2 separate regions of the Homo sapiens genome follow, and region 1 is linked to region 2. Evidence: chromatin loops called from intact Hi-C (ENCODE). Cell type or tissue: breast epithelium. All regions are shown on one strand. Each heading gives the region's core, and the rest is flanking DNA. Links, peaks and the distances in the headings are about the cores only. Region 1 overlaps PAMR1 (peptidase domain containing associated with muscle regeneration 1). Region 2 has its middle 16 kb from the start of PAMR1.

Evidence for each region. A loop is a pair of places that touch in the nucleus more often than their neighbours do. Peaks named below come from ENCODE experiments on the same cell type or tissue, not always from the same donor. Only the 100,000 strongest peaks of a DNase experiment are listed, where the experiment ranks them.
Region 1: a loop joins it to region 2, with 25 times the contacts of the local background. A loop is called at or near these places in 3 of 110 quality-filtered maps.

Annotation. Positions count from the first base shown.
Region 1 is chr11:35,466,514-35,475,612 of GRCh38, reverse strand. It overlaps PAMR1 (peptidase domain containing associated with muscle regeneration 1), which reads left to right. Exons shown (of 11, transcript NM_001001991.3): 4 at 869-983; 5 at 4,795-5,012; 6 at 7,505-7,612. Among named protein-coding and RNA genes, the nearest start is that of SLC1A2, 52 kb to the right of the region's middle. In breast epithelium, for the core only: no CTCF peak of the experiment used is centred there; no DNase peak of the experiment used is centred there.
Region 2 is chr11:35,537,029-35,546,127 of GRCh38, reverse strand. No RefSeq gene overlaps it. Among named protein-coding and RNA genes, the nearest start is that of PAMR1, 16 kb to the right of the region's middle. In breast epithelium, for the core only: no CTCF peak of the experiment used is centred there; DNase peaks (open chromatin) are centred at 3,917, 4,167 and 6,157; H3K27ac peaks cover 3,693 bases.

The sequences.
Region 1 (9,099 bases), core at 602-8,601, 70 kb after region 2:
CATTTTCCCCAAACTTTTGGGTACAAAAATACAGTGCATTTTCTATACCTGTGCTTATCTTAACACTAGAAAACATGATCTAATTTAAAGACTATTCAATACGGTGGTTTTCAAATCTTAGGGATTCCTTGGAGGTAACTCAGCAGACTAGGTAAGGATCGGGGTGGAGGGTTTTGGGCCCCTACTTCTGCTTTAACCAGGAGCCCCTTTTTTATACATTGAGTTTTATTGGTGATCTTGATAGGACTTTATTTGAACAAAAGGGGTTGGGAGCAAGAAAAGAATGAGAAAATCATCAATCCAGTCCAACTGGTTGGAAATCATCTCTCCTTTCCACTGTCATGCATTAAAGAGGCATTTATTACATAACTACTCATAGAATAAATTAATGCCTTGATTTCCTGCCTGGATGGTGGAGGAAAGTGAGTAGAGCTGTGGGGAGGGTCTACTTTCTGAGCCTTTTAAGGTAGGGGCAGCAGGCTGGCATTTGTCAGGCCTGGAGAGGAAGGATGATAGGGTGGCTCGAACTTTACATTCAAACACAGTTAGGTTTGAGTCTTTGCTCCGTCACTTAGCGGCTAGACAAGTTATTTATTTAACTCTCTGATCATCTATCTGTTTTCCCAGCTGGAAAATTGTGAGGACACCACTTCCCTTCCCAAGCTGTTGGGTGGATTAAATGAATTAATCTATGTAAATTGCCTGGCACATTGCCAGCTGCTTGAGAAACATTAATTTCCTTCTTCCTTTTCCCTATTCATCCTGTTCTCAGGGGTGTGGCATGTGCTCAAAGTCTCGTTGAGACCTTCTCTAGTCTCTTTCCTATTGACCTCCATTTTTATGTCCCAATCTTTTCTTCTTTTCTTAGGATGTGGCCAGGTTCTGCGAGCCCCAAAGGGTCAGATTTTGTTGGAAAGCTATCCCCTAAATGCTCACTGTGAATGGACCATTCATGCTAAACCTGGGTTTGTCATCCAACTAAGGTAAGGAGCTGGGGCCAGAAGTCAGGAGTCTGAGGTTATAAGGATACAGAAATGGGATGGAAGGCTCTTGGTCACTGGGATCCTCTGGAGCCTTTGTATATTGGAGCCTTTCTCTTTACCACTCTGATTCTCTGGGATAAGGCCTGGCTGAAACTGCAGCCAACTAAATGCTTGTCATCAACACTTTAGAACCGTGGGGCTCAGATGATTTTGACCCAAGGATAACGTCAACAAAGCAAAATACTGAGAGCAATCTACCCATCCGCAAATCTTAAACAGTGTTTCCTACTTACTCGGACTGGGCTGGTTCCTATGGGAGGGATGTAAAGAAATAAAAGGCACAGGCCTAATTTTCAAAGAATTATACTTTAGATTGGGGCTGATGCTTGTCACAGCTCCTTTAATTGGGGCTTTCAGAAAAAAGCAAACATCCCACAACAAATAAACTAATTCTCTCACCTGTGTGGAAGATGAGTCATTTCTTTTTATGGAGCTTTAGGGCCTTCGCAAATGTTGTTTATGCCACAGTCCAAAGTATAGATCCTGTTTTATTGTAACTATTGATAAATGCTACACGAGGGTCCTGTTTTGTGAGAACCGTTCATGACTGCATCATAGTGCTGGAACAGTTCATGGCACACTATAGTTGCATGATAAATGCTTGTTGCATGAATAAATGCTGAAAGAACTGCCTTCTGATTGCAGTGTATCTTCTCTCTAATGAAAAACACCTCCCGCTTTCCTCACTCACCCCTAGAATGGCTAGGGTCATTGTCCACTTAGCTCTTCTCATTTTAACCCTGTGGTGACAGTGAACGGATTTAAAATCCCTAATCCTCTAGGGCACAGGCTTTCACTAAGTATATTCTGGGTGGCTAAATGGACACAGAGGTTACCACATGCTACCTGGCTCCTTGAATGTCTCTCTGTCCTCCAGGAGGGGCAACATGGTACCCTGAATTAGAAAAATCCAGCAAAACAAGTCCCCTTCTCAATCTTCCTCTTCAAAACTAGTGCATGACAGCTTGTGTTTCCACTCCCTGAGGACGTGGGGTTGGGAATGAGTCTCATTAATTCCTAGAGGAAGCCTGGCTCAAGGAACAAGCGATGAACCACACTGTTCCGCCCATTGAGCTCAAGGCTGGGTCTGCAGGGATGATAAAGGTAGGTGTTAAATGCTGCATGTTAATATTTCAGCAGCTCAGGGACCAAGACAAATGGTCCCCTCTGGGCCTCTGAGGAGCTTCTCCAAAATCCAAGATGCAAAAGGATATTCTAAAATAGCAAAACGGTGGAGGATTGAGAAGCATATTAGCTGCCCAGGAAAGGGCCTTAGGGAGTCATGGAAATGTGTGGATTTCTTTTCCTTTAGTTAAGTCTGGAGCACCTGGCCAGGGACAGTAATAATGATGGAAATACTTGGAAGCATAGGCACAATGTTCAGCCCCAAAGCCCAGCAGGTGTCCCTGATGCCCCTTTTCCATCACCTACCACCAGACCACCACAAAGTCTATTTTCCTGCTTGAAAAATAGTCCATCCACAGCTCTCTGTCACCACTGTCACCATTCTGCTTCAAGCCACACCCATCTCCCACTGAGATTCTGTCATGCCCTCCTAACTGGCTTCCTGGCTTCCACTCCTGCCAGCTCTGCCATCTCCTCTCTGCAGAGTGGCTGCAGGGAGCCTTTAAAATCTGAATCCGGCATTATCCCCTTGTTGAAACCTTTCAGAGGCTTCCTATAGACTTGGAATAAAATCTAGATTCCTTACCACACAAGATCTATCGCAGGCTGCCCTCACTGGCCTCAGATCCTATCACTCTCCCATTCATTCACCACCTTGCAGCATCCCTGGCTTTCTTTCAGTTTCTCGAACATGTCAACCTCATCATTGCTCCAGGGCCTTTGCACTTACAGATTCCCCTGCCTGGACCACTCTGCCCCATGACCTTCACAAGGCTGGCTCTACTGCATCATTTAAACCTCTGCCCAGCTAGCACATCCTCAGAGGGGGCTTCTTTGACCACATTGTGTCAGAAACTTAACACCTTAGTCACTTTTTATGCTCTTACCTGGTTAATTTGATTCACGGCACTCAGCACTCTAAAATTACCTTGTTGTTTAGTCTCCTTGCTTATTATCTATCTTCTAACCCAGAATTAATCTCCATGAGGGCCGGCACGTGCCTAGCTGGTAGCTGGGGCACTGCTATGCTGACAGCACCTAGTACAGTGTCTGGGACAGAGCTGGCCTCCAGAAATATGTGTTCAGTAAGTGAACAAATGGACAAATGAATGCATGAACGCAAATATAGTTGCACTATCTCTTCAGCTTCGGAAAAAACTGTGGCTTCTGTCAGGTGGTAGCTTCTCCCTTACTCTGAAGACAAAGATATCAAGGCCAAGAGAAGGAGCTGATTCCTTAACACACACAGTGAGTGCATGGTGGCATCTGCATAAGAAATCAGCTGTCCTCTTAGATGTTAGAGCAGGCTGTACAAAATGCGATTCACAGGACCTACACCCCAAAAGCTCTGTGATCAACCCTTTGTGAAGTAAACACTGATGAAACTCGGTTATTGGATTTCTTTGTTAATAGTACCTTTTAGAACACTTACAATCAATATACTGATTGTCACTATATTCCAGTGTTCCCTAATGCTGGCATGTTGGGTTTTTACTGTAGGTGGCAGAAATATCCCTACTCCCAACATTTTAGGCAGCAGTTATGGGCCTTTCTATTTCTATTTTTTCTCCAGAGTGTGGAGGAGAAGGTACAGACATACATTTTGTGAACTTGATACTCATGTATTCCCTTGGGAATCCTGGAAAAATGCTTTTGCCTCTCTTGCCCTGGGATGTGGCTGCTGCTTTTCTTGTCTCTTGGAATCGGGGGCTTAATGTCATCTTCTGTGTTTCCAATCTGGTGTATCTCAGTGTTTTCAAACCCAAGACCCCTTTTGGATAAGCATGGATGTGTCAGGTTTCCTTAACCCCTGAAATTCTGACTTGGTGCTACTTTCTCTACTCTTTGGGTGAGAATTATCGTTGCCTAGAAGATAATTACCTTCTGATTCTTCCATCAAACGGAAGAGTGTGCAGAGGTTTTTTTTGTTGTTGTTGTTGTTTTCCCCTTTACTTAGTCTTGCAAAACAATATGAGCTTTTTTTCATTCTCCAACTATAAAATTACAATAAAGTATCCATTCAGTCGTATATTTGGCAATATCTGTAGCATCTCCATAGGCCAGGCACTGCGCTGGACACTGTGAAAACTGTGGAACGAGGCAGGTGTTCCTCTCTGCCTTCAAGTTACTTGCAGGCCAGTGGAGAAGACAGGCCACACATAGACACACAAAAAGTCAAGGAGGTAAATATAAGAGGTTGAAATTTATGTCTACAGTATGAGAAAAATAAGGGATCTTCTTTGGAAAGAGTGGTCAGGGAAGCCTCTTTGAGGAGAGAATATTTAAGCTTAGGCCTGAGGATAGGAAGGAACCAGCCACACAGACTGGGAGGAAAAAGTGCCCTGGAAAAGAGACCAACACATGCAAAGAGTCTCTGCATGGATTATGGCACCTTGCTCCACCTGGGCAGGCACTTGCATGTGCACATACATGCAAACAGTGCACAAATACATACTCCTCTGCTAAGAGAAATTCGCCAACCTCTGAGGACCATTTTCCTATCCGATCAGGCCAGTGACACCATCTGTTCCTCAGGCCTGTTCCTCATCTGGCCTTGAATGAGCCCAGCGGTCTCAGGACTGTCCAGGGCCCATCTGCTTCCCTCCGTCACCCTGTCCACCCACAGATTTGTCATGTTGAGCCTGGAGTTTGACTACATGTGCCAGTATGACTATGTTGAGGTTCGTGATGGAGACAACCGCGATGGCCAGATCATCAAGCGTGTCTGTGGCAACGAGCGGCCAGCTCCTATCCAGAGCATAGGATCCTCACTCCACGTCCTCTTCCACTCCGATGGCTCCAAGAATTTTGACGGTTTCCATGCCATTTATGAGGAGATCACAGGTAAAGGCCAAGGAGACAAATGTGGCATTTTATGGCTTGCTCCAGATAAATATCTCCTTTCCATGTCCCTTCCTTTCTTCCTCTCATCCTTATTAAAACCTAGTAGGCTGTGTTCTTAGAAACAGCCTACACACTGAGAAAAAAGAAATAGCAAGGTATATTTCAGAAAAACTCACTCAGAACCAGAACTAGGAATGATCTCCCTTATACAAATGGCAGTGGCTAAAGCACGGAGAGGCTGAATGACTTGTCCAAGGTCACACAGATATAGGGGCAGAACTAGGGATTTGTACCCAAGCTGTTCGGCTCTAGAGCTCACACAGGGTGACCTCTCATGGTTGGGAGCATTGGCTTTAAATCCCTGACAGATCAAGCTATGTGACCTTGGGTAAGTTCTTCTACCCCACTGGGCCTCTGTTTCCTAATGAGTGATAAGGGAGTAATAGTAGATCCTTCTCCATTAAGGAGGCTCTGAGAGACAGAACAAATGGAGAGCTTGGCATAGTCTGGTACATAGTAAGAATTCAACAGCTGCCCAACCCTAGGCATACATTTACCCTCCACTTGCCACCTATAAAATAGGTATTAAAAGACTATAATGGTAAATGTCATTGACTTGATGAGTAACTTTAAGCCTGACTGTAACTCTTGCTGTGATCATATTAGGAAGTAGGATTTGACCAAACTGAACAAAATGCTTAATCCTAAGCAATCACCCCACTCTCATCGTTCTGAGATCAGATTGCATCAGGTTTTACAAAATAAACACAGGCTTGAAGTTTGATTTAAAAAAAAAAACTGAATTAAAAAAGAACTCGTAATGGTATTCTGATCATTAAGACTTCCTTATTCATAGGGTATGACATGAAAGTCTCAGGAAAGAAGGTGGGTGGCTGAATAATCAGTGTTTCTTCAGTCCTGTCTGTTCAGCAAGGCCAGGAGACCCTGCTCCCCGGTCTACCCCTCTTTTAGGAGGCTGCCTACAGGAACTCTCAGCAGGTGCTCTCTACAGTCTCTGTGCCTGCCCCCTGTGGAGCTGTGCAGGGCCTGGGAGTTCTGATGCTTTGCTGCTGTGGTGTGATCAGCCTGTGGCTGAATCCTCTTCCCTTGGTGACACCCTGCAGGTATAGGCTGAGCAACGTCCCACATGAGATGTGTCTGTGGGGGCTTAGGACAGTCAGCAAGCCAGGTAGGGGCAGCAGTGGCTGGCCAGTCTGTGAATCTGGGACTGAGGGACGGTCAGGAGAATGTCTTGCTCCTCTGAAATGACCTCCTCAACCTCCCCTGGAGAACTTTGGCAATACTGGCCTGTGTTTTATCAATGCCGTCAAATAATACCACTTCCCATTTTTCAAACATCCCTGTTTGTTCACTTGCCTTCAAGATATTTCCTCTGGCTAAAGTCACCTGTCTGCAACCTGCACATCAAAATCCATCCTTCATAGCCCCTACTACATTCTTCCTCCTCTCCTAAATCTTTTCTCTTGCTCCAACAAGCTATGGCTTTGCCCTTTTTTGAATGTCTTGTAGCATTGCCTCTTCTTTCTTCGTAATACACTAACTATATTATGCTTCAAGTCATAGTCGTTTTATATTTTTCTTCAAGTAGTTTTAATCTGGTAAATAGGACATCCTGTTCTTCCTTGTATTTCTCCCTTGTCATGTTTTGAGCAAGTACTCAAGACAGGTTTGTTGAACTGAGCCAAGGAATATACTTCTACATTGGGATAAATGAATGTAGGATTGATGGATAACACACAGATGAATGTTTCTCAAAATCTTTTCTGTAGAAAAATAGTCCCCAGGATGCCTTGTAAAATGCAGGCTTTGAGGTCAAATAAGCTTGAAATTCACAATGTATATTAGGAAACTCACAATGTATATTGGGGCATTGAACTGAGAAGTTCTGCAGTAAAGAAATCTGGTTAATTAGCATTGAATGTCAGCAACATTTCCCTAACATATTTGAGCTCAGAACCCTTAGTAAAACACATCAACATCTCAAGGGACTAATGATTACAGAATGTAAGTTTGGAAATTATTGAATATACCTTCAACAGTGTCATAATGATTGTCTTCCAGTTGCATTGCCCCAGTACCCAGGATGGTGAGCTTTTATTTGAAAAAAGATGGTCTTCAGCTACCCAAGGATGTCTCTGTCCGCTGAAACCCCTATGGGAGAGATACAAGCATGGCTCTGCTTTCATCAATTTAATGTTCTTGTTTGCATTGCCTTGTGGTCTTCAGACTATAGGAGCGTTAAGCATACTTCTGGGGCCCTCAAAAACATCAAATAATATCACCAACATTTGATATTTAATGAGTATCTATTTTAGGCATTTTCAAATAATCATAACATGAATTCAGTAAAGGGAAGAAAAAACATTGCAAGAAGACTTTAATAAGGAATTAAAAGACTTTGGTCAAGACTCTGGGCCTGAAGACATCGACTCAATGTATAGTGGCACTGAAGGATGCCTTTTCTCTTACAGCATGCTCCTCATCCCCTTGTTTCCATGACGGCACGTGCGTCCTTGACAAGGCTGGATCTTACAAGTGTGCCTGCTTGGCAGGCTATACTGGGCAGCGCTGTGAAAATCGTGAGTATGCTTCCTAAGTGGGAGTTAAGGTGTCAGATGGGGCTGGTATGGAAGGATTTTAAGAGCTTGCAGGGCCAACTCTTTCTTCATGTCTAGGATGCTCTGTCCAAGATGGTGCACAGTGTGGATACTCCCAGTGAGTGATTCTCAGAGGGGCATAGCTGCTTCTGAGTCAGGTTCTCTTCAACTTCCTAGGTTTGTCTATTGACATTTCCAACCCTCACTTGCTGCAAATACCTCTTAGAAAGATACAATGGCCTCTAGTAATATTCAGAGCTCAAAAACACTGAAAAAGGTCAACAAACTTTCCTGTGGCTCAGTCTGTATCCCTGTCCATTCTAAGATCTGTATTTTAGATTTATACTCTGGCACCATTCACAGGCTCCAATGTGACTTATTGCATAACTTGAAGCCCTGCAATGAGGGTGGTAGATATACATTTTGCTGAGCAAAATTATTAATAGCATCCTCTTTCGTGAGCAAAGTGTCTTGAATTGGATGACAAACTATATGGTCATGTTTTAACACATGTCTTATATAAGGCCTTGGTTACCAGACCGAAAACAGGTGTCACAGATGGAAGCCATCAGCATGGAATGTGATGTGCATAAGGACAAGAATTTGGGGGAGAGCAAAGGAGGACAGAGAGTCTCCTAGGTAGGTTTTCCCAAAGCAGATCGTGAGTTGAGAATGTGTACACAAGTGAAGTGTTAAGGACAGGCTCCCTGGGGAAGCTTATAGGGGTGTGGGAAGCTGGCCTGGGAAGGGAAGGAGGCCAAGTAGGGGTGCGATTTCAGGCAAAATACCAACCTCAGTGTTAACCTGTCATGAGATCTGGAATGTACATTACTCCTTAGAGTAATGTTCTAGCTTTAAGGCAAGGGATCTGGGCTTTCATATGCCCACAGCAATCAGTCATTGGGTGCGGGCTGCCCTGGGGAACTGGAGGACATAAACCGTGGGCACATATGGCTTTCTATGCATGTGGGCAAAGTGGTTCCAGTAGCCCCTGAGCAGTTCCCTGAAAGAGAATCACAAGTACAGGCCATTGGAAGTAAAATACCATAGGATGGGGAGGGGAAAAGGGCCCACAGAAACACAGAAAATAGACCCGAGGGCAGAGCACCAACAATATCTACTACAGTCACTTCTAACTAGAGTGCACAGGTACTCTGTGGTCATCTAACAGCCTGGTCTGGCAGTATTCTCTAAAGTTTGTGTATGTTTTGAATTAATTTTCACTAATGTTTTCCTTTTTTTTTTTTTTTTTTTTTGAGATAGAGCCTCTCTCTGTCGCCCAGGCTAGAGTGCAGTGGCGCGATCTCGGCTCACTGCAAGCTCCGCCTCCTGGGTTCACGCCATTCTCCTGCCTCAGCCTCCCAAGTAGCTGGGACTACAGGCGCCCGCCACCACACCCGGCTAATTTTTTGTATTTTTAACAGAGACGGGTTTGCACCGTGTTAGCCAGGATGGTCTTGATCTCCTGA
Region 2 (9,099 bases), core at 684-8,683:
TCTTGCTGGACACAGCAGAAATGTCAATGGAGGATGGAAAGGTCAGTGCAAATGCATCACCATGCTAGGAAAAATATTAATATTAATATTAATAGCTCAACACATATCCTTCATAATGAAAAGAACAATGCATCTCTCTCAAAAGATTTGATACTAAAGAGACAGGCTGTGGTGCTCTGGGGCAGCGGAAATTGACTTCCAGAGAGAGGCTCAGAGGGCCAAGTGATGGCTGTTGAGAGAAGCCCAGACTTTCACAGCAATGGATTTCCAGCTCAGAGGATATTACATTGCCTTCCCATAAAGATCTGCTCTCCATTAAGACAGAAAACAAACAATGGTTTCAAATACAAGCCTTGAAAGGATTAAGCTAAAGAATCTAACAGCAATTCAATTTCTGAGAGTTGATGCTGTCTTAAAAAGAGGCCGTACAATAATCCTAAAGAATTTTTAAACGTTGTAACAGTATCTAGAAGTCCTTTGCATTGAATCACTTAATAATTCAGCAAACATTACATGCCTAATGAGCATCTGTTTCTCCTGTTTCACCACTAATATATCACAAGGACGGGTTTTCCAAATTGCAGGCATCGATTTTTGATTGAACTGCTCCTCACGCAGGCAACTGACTCTGCGTAGCGTGATCCAGGGCAAGTAGCTGCATGGATTTAATTGTGTGTCCTGGTGAATTGAATGACCGACTCACTATATAAAGAAGTTTTATTGCTAAATTAAAAATGATCATAGCTTGGTATTAATTATTAGCAATTATAAAAATTATTGTGACTTCAACATAAGCTTTTATTGTTTCCGTTACATTTTATTTAACAATGGTTAATTCTTTCTCCTGAGCCAACCTCACAATACAGTGAGTGAGATAAAATATATCAAGTGTTTAGCATGGCGTCAGACATTTAGGAAGCAGACAAGAAACGATGGTCTTCATTTTATCACAGGAAAACTATACTTTTCCCAAAAGATAAAAGCATTTTGGAAAACTGTGGGTTTTCCAAAAGAGAAATAAAAATGGTTCCAGCCTGGGCTGGGCGCGGTGTCTCACTCTTGCAATTGCAGCACTTTGGGAGGCGGAGGCTGGCAGATCACAAGGTCAGGAGTTCGAGAACAGCCTGGCCAACATGGTGAAACCGTGTCTCTACTAAAAACACAAAAAATTAGCTGGACGTGGTGGTGCATGCCTGTAGTCCCAGCTACTCAGGAGGTTGAGGCAGAAGAATCGCTTGAACCCAGGAGGCGGAGGTTGCAGTGAGCCGAGGTTGTGCCACTGTACTCCAGCCTGGGCGACAGAGTAAGACTCTGTCTCAAAAAAAAAAAAAAAAAAAAAAAAATGGTGCCAGCCTGTTGGCTAGTCTGATTATCTAGAAATGACAGTGTTCATGAAGTTCAGGGTTGGATATTCGTTGACATTGTTGTTTTTGCCCTTTCTTGAATTAATATGGTAGCTCCCCCTTATCCATGTGTATTAATCTGTTTTCACACTCACGCTGTGGATAAAGACATACCCGAGACTGGGTAATTTATAAAGAAAAAGAGGTTTAATGAACTCATGGTTCCACGTGGCTGGGGAGGCCTCACAATCATGGTAGAAGGCGAAAGGCACGTCTTACATGGAGGTGGCAAGAGAGAATGAAAACCACGCATAAGGGGAAACCCCTTATAAAATCATCAGATCTCATGAGACTTACTCGCTACCATGAGAACAGTATGGGGGAAACCACCTCCATGATTCAATTTTCTCCCACCAGGACCCTCCCAGAACACGTGGGAATTATGGGAGCTACAATTCAAGATGAGATTTGGGTGGGGACACAGTCAAACCATATCACCATGGCTTCTCTTTCTGCAGTTTCAGTTACCTGGTATAGTACAATAAGATATTTTGAGAGAGTGACAGAAAGAGAGAGAGATAGAGATACTACACCCACATAACTTTTATTACATTATATTATTATAATTATTCTACTTTATTATTATTGTTATTAATTTCTTACTGTGCCTAATTTATAAATTAAGCTTTATCATAGATTTGAATGTATAGGAAAAAACAGTATATATAGTGTGTGTGTACATATATATCTATGTATATATGTGTGTGTGTGTGTATATATATATATATATACACACGTATAGATATATAGGCTTCAATACTTGCAGTTTCAGGCATCCACTGGAGGTCTTGGAACATATTCCCCAAGGATAAGGGGGGAATACTGTGGTAATATTAGCAGCAACTACTGTGGTAAGCCAGGTCTCCCTAAAGGCTGAACAGGCAGGCCTCCATAACAACTATTTCAGCACTGAGTGGTTAAGTTAAATATTAAAAGCCAAAAGACCTAGTGCCCCTATACAAAGGCTGGAATGTAACAAAAGCCCACCAGGAGTTTTGCCTAGGCTTTTCCTGGGCTTTGAAGCATGACAAGATAACGAAGGAACTCTTAACAGGAGCCGTTTAGGATTAAACATGTCTTACTGGGGGTCTGAAGAAACTCCCCAGGCCTCCACAAAGAAGCTTATTAGGGGTCTAAAGGAACTCCCCAAACCTCCATGATTTCGCAGGGGACAAGATAAGGGTAATTACCCCAGCACCTGGACGTATTTGGATTAAGTAAATTTACTAAGGCTCCAGAGGAAGGTGTTCAGGATTCAGATCTTAGTTATAGATTAGAAGAATTTAATCACTTACGTCTTTCGATGAATGCACACTTACATGTAGACGTATAGCTTAGAAGGTATATAAGCTCTGGAAAACTTTGTAATTTTGAGTTGGTCTGGCGATATTTTCCAGGCCTTCTCCCTGTACCCAGTTATAGACATAAACTCCCTTCTCTCAGTTCATCTGCATTTTTGTTATTGGGCTGTGAAAATAAGCAGCCTGACCCTTGGTTTGGTCTAGGAGCACTACTGCAACTATTATATTATAATAAATATTAATATTAGTAGGAATAGTGGTAGGCGCGTTCATAATTATGGCTGGTATCAGTTGTTTCTGATTCCCCAGTATTTTGGCCTCTGCTTTCAGTAACAACTAGGCTTTCCTTTATATAATTATCCCTCCCCATTGGAACTGGTCTTGGTTGGGATGTCAGAGTGTACACCTTCCTTTGGCCAGTGGCTCAAAGATGGCAACCTGGTGGAGCTGATGGGTCCTGACAGTGGCACCCTAAAGAGTCCATCATTAGTTCCTGTGGCTGACATATCTGGGGCTCTTCTGCTTCCTGGTTCTTTCCAAACCTTGGCCATTCAATTTAGCTGTTGATTCTTTCAGTTGTCTCAGAGTCATCTAATGTATTTTCTTTTCTTTTAAGTTACACAGAGATGATTTGCTTTGCTTAGTAATCAAAGGGCCCAAAATAATACTTGAGAGGTCACATTGGTCATAGTAGCTGTGGTGGTTGTTGTCATCCTTTTTGAAGTCACAGTAGTAATAACTACCACATACTTACTATCTATTATGTTCTGGGCATAGTCTAAGCATTATCTCATATCATCCATCTAACAATCCTGTGAAGTAGCAGATACATACCATTACCACCCCCTTTTGCAGATGAGAAAACTGTGGCTTAGAGAGATCAAGTAATTTGCCTGTAGCTGGTAAGTGATGGAGCCAGGATACAAATGCAGAATGTCCAGCTGTGATCCTTATACCCTTGATCACACCATAGCTTCTCTGTTAAATGACTCGTTGGGACGTGCCTGGCGATGTGCTCATCACTTTATATCAATTACCTAGTTTAATTTTCACAAAAATAATTAAGTCTCAGTATGGGTTCTGATGGCAGCCATACAGATGAGGAAACATGGGCTCAGATAGGTTAAATACTTTGTGACTGTTGCTCAATCCTAACATTCCAACCAAAGCCACCAAGCTGAGAAAGGTCTGAGCCTGTTGGGAGAAGAATGAAGACAAGGGCCTGGTCTGCCCAGATTTAACCTCACTCTGTGAATGGAACAGAGAACCTTAAAAACATGTCAAGAATTAGGCTTCCTTTGGAGGATTCTCAGGAGGTTTCGGCAGAGAGGAAAAACTTCCTTGTACTGAGATAACTTTGAAATCCTCATAATGAGGCCAATTTTTTTCTCTTCCTTTCTTCTTTGAGAATTCCAGGCCTGATTAGATCATGCTCTGTACTGGAGTCGGCCAAGGGCCATGGTTTAAATCACGTGCTCCTGATGACCTTACAAGAACATCTAAGAAGGATAAATCTATTTGTTTTACACTGAGATAATGGAAAATAAAGCTACCCCTGCTCCTCTCCAGGAGATCTTGCTTGCCAAGTTGGTTTTCATAACACACTTTTACAGTTGATTTATCTTCTCTGAAAAGTGAGACAAAAACTAAAAAATAAAGCAGCACTTAGCAGTGCTTTTGCCAAAAACAATGAAAGCCAAGAGCATCATCGTAGACTCTGTTACCAGAATTGGCAGGTTGATGTGTTTCCAGACATGGGAACAAAGACCCCAAATTCCAATGAGTCTGGAGAAATTTTCAATGGCCATCTTTGTAGTGTTTTGTCAGGAAATGAATGATTGGAAGGCACTTGTGTGGCTGCTGCTTGGCTTTTACCATCAACACCACATCCCACTGCCATTTATGGCCCCCACCTCCAAACTCCCAGGCCGAGTGGGGTTGAAAATTTGGAATTTGTACCCAGGAGGTAGAATGGGGCCACTTTAATAATTATCTGGTCGGGATGATTTTCTAGAGGATGCTGATGAGGGTGGTGTTGGGGAGGAACCAAGGGGATGGCAAAAGAGCAAGTGATTTCTGCTTTGCATTTAGTAGCAGTTACTTCTAGACCCAAACAACTTATTTGCAACTTTCAGAAGCATGGAAGGATGGGATTGTCATTGACTTAGTGTTTCTGTGCCTCGCATTCCTTTCTGTAAAATTGGGGCAATCCAGTGCCTAACTCAGGCTAGATGGGAGAATTACATGAGATAATGCATGCACTGTGCCTAGCACAGGGTAAGTGACCAATAAATATTAGGCTTTTGTTATTATTACACTCCCGGCTGCCTTGCAGCTTGGGTCATTCTGGGTCCCCATCCATGCCCACTCTTCTGCCCTCAGGGACTTGTGGCCTTCTTAGATTATATCTAAAATCTTTCCTGGGCTAACATTCTATTACCCAAGCCTATTCCTCTCTGTTTATAGGTGAAGAGAGAAACTGATGCCCAGAGAGGTGAAGTGACTTGTTCAAAGTCACAGTTAGCAAGTTTAATTCTGTTGCTGCTCTTACGTATTAGTTACCTATTGCTGCATAACAAATTACCCTAAGATATGGCATCTTAAAACAACTAACATGTATTATCTCACGTGGTTTCTGAGGGTCAGGGATCTGGGGGCAGCTTGGGTTTATGGTTCTCTCATCAGGTTGCGGTCAAGATGCCAGCTGGGGCTGTGGTTTCTGAAGACTTGACTGGGGCTGGATTTCATCATTTCCAAGATGACTCTGAAGGATAGCAGAAAATGCCACCCCAAAATATGCCATTTTGGCTTAAGAATTATTTTGAGCTGAAGGCAAAGGAGGAAAAGCAGATAGATACAAGAAGAGTTATCTGCCCTCCCTCTACTTGCCAGAAACACGATGTAAGTTTGTAAAGGTGCCCTCTCTCTTCTCCCTACCAGGAAGGACAGAAGTTAGTCACTAGAGACAACAGTAGACCCTTATAAGCCCAGAGAGGGCACCAGAGAAATCTTCATTAAAAACCTTACCAATGAGTCCTTCTCTTCCATTAGCCCCCACATGTATTTGCCTTTCCATAATTTGCCACCCCTAGAAGCTCAAAGTCCTTTTCCTTTGTCTTATCACTTCTCTAAAACTGTATGGTTCTTTTGTTAAGATGCAATATAAGCCCAAGTTCTAGCCACCCCTTTGTGTTACTCACTGGGTGTTCCCATGTGTATGTGTCATGCACATGTTAATGCAATTCTGCTTGTTTTTCTCTTGTTTATCTGACTTTTATCAGTCTAATTTGCAGAGCCCAGCCAACCAATGAATCTAAGATGGGTAGAGGGAAAACAGCTTTTTCTCTCCAGCAGCTTACTCAGATGGTTGTTGTCAGGAAGCTTTCATTCCTTGCCTGGGAGCCTGTCCTCAGGGCTGCTCAGGACATGACTTCCCGCAAGGCACGTGATCCAGGAGGGAGTGCAGATGGAGGCAGCAGTGTCTTTCATAAACTAATCTCGGGAGGGATGTGCGGTCACTACTCCCATCTGTGATGGGTCACACATACCAACCCTGGTACACTGTGGGAGGGGATCATGCAAGGTTCGTGACAACCAGGAGGCCAAAATTATGAGACACCGTCTTGCAGGCTGGCGACCACCCCCCTTTAAGTTAAAGACAAAGTCCTTAACAGAGAACTGCTTAACTTATCAGCCTCCACTCATAAAATACTCCTTTTGATCTCTGGGCTTTGGTTTACACTGGCCTTTTTTCAGTTGCCACACACACCACGTTCCTGCCCAGCCTGCCTTTGCAAGTGTTGCTTCCCCCATGCCTGGAACACTAATGTATCACTCCATCTATTAATATCCCATCAATTCTTCTTCATCCTTTAACATTCAGCTCTGGCAACACTTCCTCCAGGAAGCCTTCCCTGCTCCCTTAGCCTAGGTCTGGGCTTCTGGTCATATGCATTGTCTTGGTTGAAATTGAGTCATCAATTATTGAATGGATGTCTCCCTTACAGGAGTATGTGGTCTGACTTGCGCTCTCTGGGTTACAGGCAGGGAGCACGGATCATAGAGTCATGCTTAGATTCCAGGTTTCTTCACTCAGAATCCTGGATCCAGACTCTTAATAACCACTTTTTAATCCTCATTCCTAGAGGGAGAAAAATAGCTGTTATTGTGCCTTGTCCTTATACAAGCCTCTTTTCTTTGGTTCTAAAAATAGAGTGGTAGATTTTCCAGACTAAGCATTGAGCCTATATTTTTGCCTCCAGGCCCCCTACATTGGCCACTAGAAAGCATTTTTTTAACTGTATATTATTTTATTCCCTCATCAATTTGATTATTCTTTGTCAGCCAGTACAGAATTTTAAAAATCACCAGCAATACTCTTTGTCACAGGCATTCTTTGGAGACCCAGGTCTGCTTCTAGAATACATTGGGAGGAAGAATTGGAGAAGATAATTCTTTCTTTTTACCTGGCCTTGGGGTTTGGCATACTGAGAATCGCTTGGGACAGTGGGGATGTCTCAACTTTAGCCTAAAATGGAATTCATGTCTGCAGAAGCAGTGACGGGGGGTTAGCGGAGATCAGGAGGTGATTTGCAGGACAGCTCTCCCACCCTTAACACGGAGGAACCAGGGGATGGGGAGGAGCCCTTGAAGTCAGCCATGCATTTGAGTCCAGTGGAAAGGAGGCTCCTAAAGGAAAGAATGAGAAACTGTTTACACAAGAGTCTCTGTGACTCTTGAGGGCACAAGGAGGCCCTTTTGAAGGTCTGGGTGACCCCATGTGATGCTGAGGGGAGAGGGACAATCTCCTCACTTCTGAATGGACCAGAGCGGCCTGCTGGCACTTAGAGCAGCTGTGGGAGCAGTGGTAGGTAGCACCCTTGCCGTGGACATTGGCATTCTTGTGAAGGACTGGCATCCACGGCCGCTGGGAGGCAAGCATTGCCAACTCCTGGGGGCCTTCAGATGCAGGCAACATAGGTGAGTGAGGTGGGAGAAGAGAAAAATCCAATGGTTGCAACTGGATGCATTGTGTCTAATGGTGACTTGTTGGTTTGTGAGCACCTGAGAGACACTTCCAAGGGATGCTGGGATACAGGAGACTGAGATCTCATGGGGGCGTTGATGTTCCCTAGGATCCTATGGGAGAAAGAGCAGTGAAGTGTGGGAATGGCTGTGATAGGTGACCAGTTGCTACCCACAGGTCAGAGACCTGAGAAACTCAGCTTTATGTAGAATAAACCCACTGAAGTTAGAAGCTTAGTGGACTTTAGAGATCACAGAGCTTAACACTTCACTTTACAGAGGAGGAAGCTGAGGCCCAGAGATGAAGGTTAATTTTCCCAGAGTTGATAGCTAAGATGGAGATCTGAGTTCTAGCCTTGCTTCTCTTGGTACCTCAGGGAGTTTGAGGGAACTTACATATATCACTGATATTTTCTTGAGGCCACTGAGACTTGGAAGTGTGCATTGATGCTGATGCCAGCAAGTTGTCACCAGACTGGGTGACTCTATGTGGTGTGACTGCAGGGACAGACAAAAGCCAGCCTGGGCTGGGTGTTGTGGCTCATGCCTGTAATCCCAGCACTTTGGGAAGCTGAGGCGGGTGGATCACTTGAGGTCAGGAATTCGAGACCAGCCTGGGCAACATGGTGAAACCCTGTCTCTACTAAAAATACAAAAATTAGCTGGGTGTGGTGGCATGCGCTTGTAGTCCCAGCTACTCAGGAGGCTGAGGCAGAAGAATCAATTCAGCCCAGGAGGTGGATGTTGCAGTGAGCTGAGATCAAGCCACTGCACTCCAGCATGGGCGACAGGGCCAGACTCCATCTCAAAACAAAAACAAAAACAAACAAACAAAAAACCAGCTTGCCCAAGATGTCTCTGTTGATGGCAGACCCTGGACTCAGCAATGTCCTTCATTGAGGTCATTCCTTTGGGCTAGAGCTAGGTACTTAGCACAGATGCTTTTATTAGAGGAACTGTCTCTAGTCAAGGGGGACAATTCCTGAGGAACTGGGCTCTGTCAATGAGCATGGGAGAGGGGCTGGAGAAGGGAGCTGGAGCCTGTAGCACTAGCAAAGACAGCAGCAACCATGTGTGATGGCAAGCCTGGGTGCAGCCTGGAGGGGAGGCCCGATGCCAAAAAGGGTGAGCAGATGCTAAAATGGGGAAGGAGTGGAAGTGGAGGACAATGACAAAATGGGCTACTTCTCAATTTTACTTTGAGGCTCCCAGCCCATTTCCCATGCCTCCTCAAGGCAGCAGTCCCTGCATCAGCCATGGGCTCAAAAATCCCCCTTCCCTGGGTAACGATGGTTAGGTGTGACTCATTTATGTTTTTGAGTCTTTCTTCCCTGCAATTCAGGAGGGGGAAAGAAGAGAGGAGAGGGGAA